Regions from separate parts of the Homo sapiens genome. Here region 1 is linked to region 2. Evidence: chromatin contacts called from ENCODE Hi-C data. All regions are on one chromosome and are shown on one strand. Each heading gives the region's core, a stretch centred on a gene start or an enhancer-like site at or near the end of the contact. The rest is flanking DNA. Distances are from core to core; before and after follow the strand shown. Region 1 holds the start of CRACDL (CRACD like). Region 2 overlaps MGAT4A (alpha-1,3-mannosyl-glycoprotein 4-beta-N-acetylglucosaminyltransferase A).

What was found. A loop is a pair of places that touch in the nucleus more often than their neighbours do. Pooled maps may share reads with other maps.
Region 1: a loop to region 2 is called in a map of CD8-positive, alpha-beta T cell, with 2.8 times the contacts of the local background. The contact joins the promoter of CRACDL here to the enhancer-like site in region 2. A Hi-C loop is called at or near these places in 5 of 168 maps with a recorded cell type or tissue (CD8-positive, alpha-beta T cell, HepG2, MCF 10A and 2 more), 5 of 37 single-sample maps with no recorded cell type and 12 of 50 pooled maps.

Annotation. Positions count from the first base shown.
Region 1 is chr2:98,934,944-98,937,643 of GRCh38, forward strand. It overlaps CRACDL (CRACD like), which reads right to left and starts at 1,282. Exons shown (of 10, transcript NM_207362.3): 1 at 995-1,282. RefSeq lists a silencer at 449-649.
Region 2 is chr2:98,648,329-98,651,028 of GRCh38, forward strand. All of the region lies in intron 8 of MGAT4A (alpha-1,3-mannosyl-glycoprotein 4-beta-N-acetylglucosaminyltransferase A), which reads right to left. Among named protein-coding and RNA genes, the nearest start is that of UNC50, 41 kb to the left of the region's middle. Within about 2 kb of position 1,308, at least 2 of the 41 ENCODE cell types and tissues checked have a DNase peak (open chromatin) inside an H3K27ac peak, as active enhancers do; they include CD8-positive, alpha-beta T cell, where a contact is called at or near this core.

The sequences.
Region 1 (2,700 bases), core at 32-2,531, 290 kb after region 2:
CAGCTCCACACGACACTGTCTCTAGATATCTTTCTCCTCACAATTTTATAACCTCAATAGGTTCTTAGGATGACCACAGTGCTCCATCATTCCAGGTGTGCGCCCGTGGGACCGAGCTCCAGGGAAAATACCAGGGGTCTACACAGATTCTAGTCTATGGTATATGCAAATGAAGGAAGCCTGCAGGCTCCAATAACCTAGTAGGATACCTTAAGACCAGTTTGGGAAGGTGTGAGCTGGCTCTAAAAGGGTAACACAGCTGCCTGTCTTCCACTTGGATTTCCTGGCTCAAAACTGTCAACAGGACCTGATGCCTGCAGGCGGTTTGCACCTACACGGAGTCAAATTCACACAGCCGCACTGCTTCTGACTTGCATTTCAAAAGCAAGTGACTATTATGCTCTGATCACATGTGAACTTCATACCGAATCTTTGCCTATGATGAAGCTTCTGTTCAACAAATATTTGTTGATTAAAAATGTGAACACTTCTTAGATCAACTCCAGAATCCCTCCCGGGTGGCGTGTAATCAAAGCCTAAAACCTGTTAAATAAACCATCACCTAAAGCATAAGGCAGTTCGTGAATGTGTCCACTCCTTTCCCCTGCAACTGCGTGTGGAGACAGTGGGCATAAAGACCTCGTATGCTAGCAATTTCAACCGAGCAGGACCTTCTCTCCCTCCTCTTTCATTTTCCTGGCGCGTAAACTGCTGGATTTGCCTCACAGTGGAAAGTTGGGTCCAGCAAAGTGAGCAAAGGGAAACTTTGGGCACTTGCACGAGCGCGTCCGGCTCCCCCTCGGCCGCAGGAGCTGCCCAGGGCTTCGGCGGCGGGGGTGGCGCCTCTCCGGGTCCGAGGGGCCCCTGGCTTCACGGCCTCTGCCCTCGACCCCCTAGCCCCGGCCCGCCCCACCTCCGCCCGGTGCCCCCGCGCCCACCCCGCCTTCGACCCACGCCTGCCTTGGGACACGCGATTTCAAACCCCTCGAGGTACCTGGGACAGGAGCGTGGCCCGGGCTCGGCGAGACGCGCAGAGAAGGGCACCTTCCGCGGGGTGCGGCGAGCCGGGGCTGCTCCCGCCGCGGTGCGCGTCTAGCCCCAGCCCAAAGCCGGGGCGACGCAGCAGGTGGCCGCGCGGCCTCCAGACAGCCCGGGTCTGCGGCCGAAGAGCTGGACGCGGGCGCTGACACTACCCTCCCGCGGCCGGCCCGGCCCTGCGCCCGGCGCGCTCCCAGCTCCCAGCTCCCAGCTGCAGGCGCGCCGGCTTCGCTCGGCTCCGCTCGGCTCGGCGGGGGCGGACGCCGCTCAGCTCCCCTCGCCGGCCGCCGCGCGCACCTCCCCCGCGGCGCACAGCTCCCAACGCCGCCTCCGCAGCTGGCCCGGCGGAGTGGGGCCGAGACCTCGGGGCGGGGGGCGCAGGCGCCGGCCTGGGCCTTGGACGCCCCGCGGGAGGCGGGAGGGCGATCGGGGTGCGGGGAGGGCAATCGGGGTGCGGGCCCGGCTGCCCAGCGCTCCCTCCCAAGCCCGCGCCGCTCCCGACCCGCCTCGGCCTGTCCGCGCAGCGGCGCTGTCGGGGCTCCGGGAGGGCCGGGGGGCACCGGAGACCCGGAGGTGGTGGCAAGTCAGTCCGGGACTGGCCCAGGGCACCCGCGCGCGTCGGTGAGAGGGACCCGGGACTCCAGGTGACCTCCGGATCCGCCCTCTAAGTCAGTGGCCTGCGGCGGGCGTGGGCGCCGAGGGAAGGAAGTGTGCATTTGAATAAAAGTAAAAGTTTGTTATTGTTGTTGTTTTATAACCCTGTGGGTCCTGAGCGTCTCCAGGCTAATTAGGGAAGCTGCCGCCCCGTCTGGAGGTGATTCATGGGTGTGACACCGGCGAGTGTGGGAAGAAAGGCAGCTGATGCCGTCTCAGCTGCGCTCGCCTTTCTTTATTTTCTTTCTTTCTTCTTTTTTTAAAATCCTTTTTCTTGTAAAGACAGGGCTGGTCCATTTAGGGAGACCGCGCACGGAGGGAGCTGCCTTGGGTGGTCGCCCAGCGAATCTCCTCCGGAGCCCGAGCCGCGGCTTTGGTCTGCGGATGGCACAGCCCGGCGACCCCGTCCCGGCCTCTTCCCCGGCGGTGCACGCCCAGGGCCAGGCAGGCGAGAGGCGCGGGAGTCGCGTCCCAGCAGGGAGCCCAGGCTGCGACGAGTCCTCAGGGGACGCCTTCAACCCAGGCTGGAAGAGATGATACTAACGTCAGACGGGGAGTCTCGGGTGTCACCGGACGCCAGAATGAGCGGCGAGGTCCGCATTGTTTGGAGGGGATCACGCGGAATCCGCGCTACTCCGCGGGACGCTGGGTCCGACGGCTAGCGCCGCGCACACTGGAGGCCTGGAAAAGCCGAGCTGCTCGGCTGTCGGAGGCCGAGAGGGCCTGGACCCCGGAAGGAGCTCTCTCCACCTGTGGCTTTCAAGGGGCTCAAAATCCCAGATAGAAGAATCGAGCGAAACGAGGCCCAAGACAGTTTCCCATTTACTTGGGCATATCAAACGAAGTTTCCTTTTTGAATTTTTAATGTTATCCCTTGGCCACAAGCTATTCACGTAAAAGCCTCTTTTGATGGTTAAGTGCTTTAAGTTCCCTGTATAAAAAGAACAAAAATAGTGATTCAGCCTTATAACCCCCCCCCAAATTAATAACCTGCATTCACAATGAATG
Region 2 (2,700 bases), core at 58-2,557:
TCTCCACTAAAAATACAAAAAATTAGCCAGGCCTGGTGCCAAGTGCCTGTAATCCCACCTACTTGGGAGGCTGAGGCAGGAGAATCACTTGAACCCGGGAGGCAGAGGGTGCAGTGAGCTGAGATCACACCATTGCAGTCCAGCCTGGGCTAGAGGGAGACTATGTCTCGAACAAACAAACAAAAACAGCCTGGGCAACAAAGTGAGACCCTGTTTTTACAAAAAGTAAAAAAAAAAAAAATTAGCCAGGCATGGTGGTGCATGTCTGTGGCCCCAGCCGCACAGGAGGCTGAGGTGGGAGGATCATATGACCCAGGTCAAGGATGCAGCGAGCTGTGAACTGTGTTTGCACCACTGCACTCCAGCCTTGGCAAGAGAGGAAGACCCTGTCTCCAAAAAAAAAAAAAAAGCTCACTGACACCAGTGGACCAGTGGCTCAAACCTGTAACACCTGCTCTTTGAAAGGCAGAGGCAGCAGGATCATTTGAGGCCGGGAGTTCAAGACCAGCCTGGGCAACTTAGCAATACTCCCATCTCTACCAAAAAGAAATACAAAAATTAACCCAGTATGGTGGTGCATGCCTTAGTCCCAGCTTCCTGGGAGGCTAAAACAGGAGGATCACTTGAGCCCAGGTGTTTGAGGCTGCCATGAGCTATGACTGTGCCACTGCGCTCCAGCCTGTGTGACAGTCAGACTCTGTCTCTGAAAAACAAAAGAATGTTCATTGAATTTGACTTCGAAAGAACTGAACAATTAGAAACAATCTAAATGACCAACAAGAAGGTTGATTATGATATCTGAATAACAGGACTTCAAGAAGGGATTAAAAATCACACCAATCTGTATTTACTGGCATAGCAAGGTACCTATCAACAGTATGTTAAGTGACAGCAAAAAAGGTTATCAGACAGTACATACAGCATGATCCTCTACTGTAAAAGAGGGCTGTGTGAGAGTGACATCAGCGAGACAGAAACAGGAAACCCAGACACACAAGACACATTCCCCACACGAGACACAGATTTAAAATCTGAGCATTCCACAGCCAGAGGCCCTCTCTTGGGCACAGACCACAGTGAGGAAACACTCAATTCCCGACTTCTCCCTAAGGAGAGAAAGAAGTTGGTGTATACCCAGTGTTTTTGACTTTTTCGAGTGCAGCCAGAGGGAATGATTTCTGTCTCATCTAAATCATAGTGTCAGGAACAGGGCACCAGGTTGGGAGCTAAGAACAAAGGCCATCAGTTGGCACCAGAGGCTGCAGTACCAGAGACAGAAACTAGGTGGAGCTCCAGTACTGCAGCTTACTACAATACCAACAAGGCCACAGTGCTGCAGAGCTCCTGACTAGAAACCAGTCAACTTCAATTAGGAGATTACACCCACAAGCAGAGAGGACATGGCCCCAGAAAAGGCTCAAAGGGCTCCAGAGTCTTTAACTAGGCTGACTGAAGAAAATCCTTCCACTACAAAACCAAACTGCAAAGACTGGGAGAGGTGGCTGATTTTTCAAATGCCAAGATCCCAACAACAAAAAACAAGATATACAAATAAACAAAAATATGGTATATCCAAAGGAACAAGTTAAAACTCCAGAAACCAACCCCAAAGAAATGAAGACATATGAACTGCCCAGTAATTCAAAATAACTGTCATAAGATTGCTCAGTAAATTAAAAGAGAGCAGAGACAGACAACTAAATGAAATTTGGAATATGATGCATGAACAAAATGAGAATATCAATAGAGATAGAAACTATAAAGAGCCAAACAGAAATTCTAAAACTGAAGAATACAAAACCTGAATTGAAAATTTCACTAGAAGGACTAAACAGCAGACCTGAGCAGGCAGAAGAATCAGTGAACTTAAAGATAGGACTTTTGAAATTACTGAGGCACAGGAGCAAAAAGAAAAAAGAATAACAGAAAAATAGCGATACCCTAAGGGACCTATGGACAGCACAAAGTGAAACAACATACACATTATGAGAGTTCTACAAGGAGAAGAGAGCCTATTTGAACTTCCCAAATATGAGGATAGAAATGGACATACAAATTCAAAAAGTTCAAAGAACCCCAACTACAATAAATTGATCTACACCAAGAAGAATCATAATGAAGTTGTCAAAAGTCACAAAGAATCCTGAAAGCCATAAGAGGAAAGTGACCCAACAAATACAAGATAACGTCTATTAGATTATCAGCAGATTTCCCAGAAGAAACTTTATTATAGGCTAGAAGAGGGTGGAATGATATGTTCAAAGTGCTAAAACATACTAAACAAAAACTGGCCAGCCAAGAATATTATATCTGACAAAATTGTAATTCAAAAGTAAAGAAGGCCAGGCGCGGTGGCTCACACCTGTAATCCCAGCACTTTGGGAGACCGAGGCAGGTGGATCACCTGAGGTCAGGAGTTCGCGACCAGCCTGAACAACGCGGTGAAACCCCATCTCTACTAAAAATACAAAAATTAGCTGGGTGTGGTGGTGGGCACCTGTAACCCTAGCTACTCGGGAAGCTGAGGCAGAATGGCGTGAACCCGGAAGGTGGAGCTTACAGTGAGCCGAGATCGCGCCACTGCACTTCAGCCTGGGCGACAGAGCAAGACTCCATCTCAAAAAAAAGGAAAAGAAAAAAAGAATGTTCAGGCTGGGCGCAGCAAGGTGGAGGTTGCAGTGAGCTGGGATTGTGCCACTG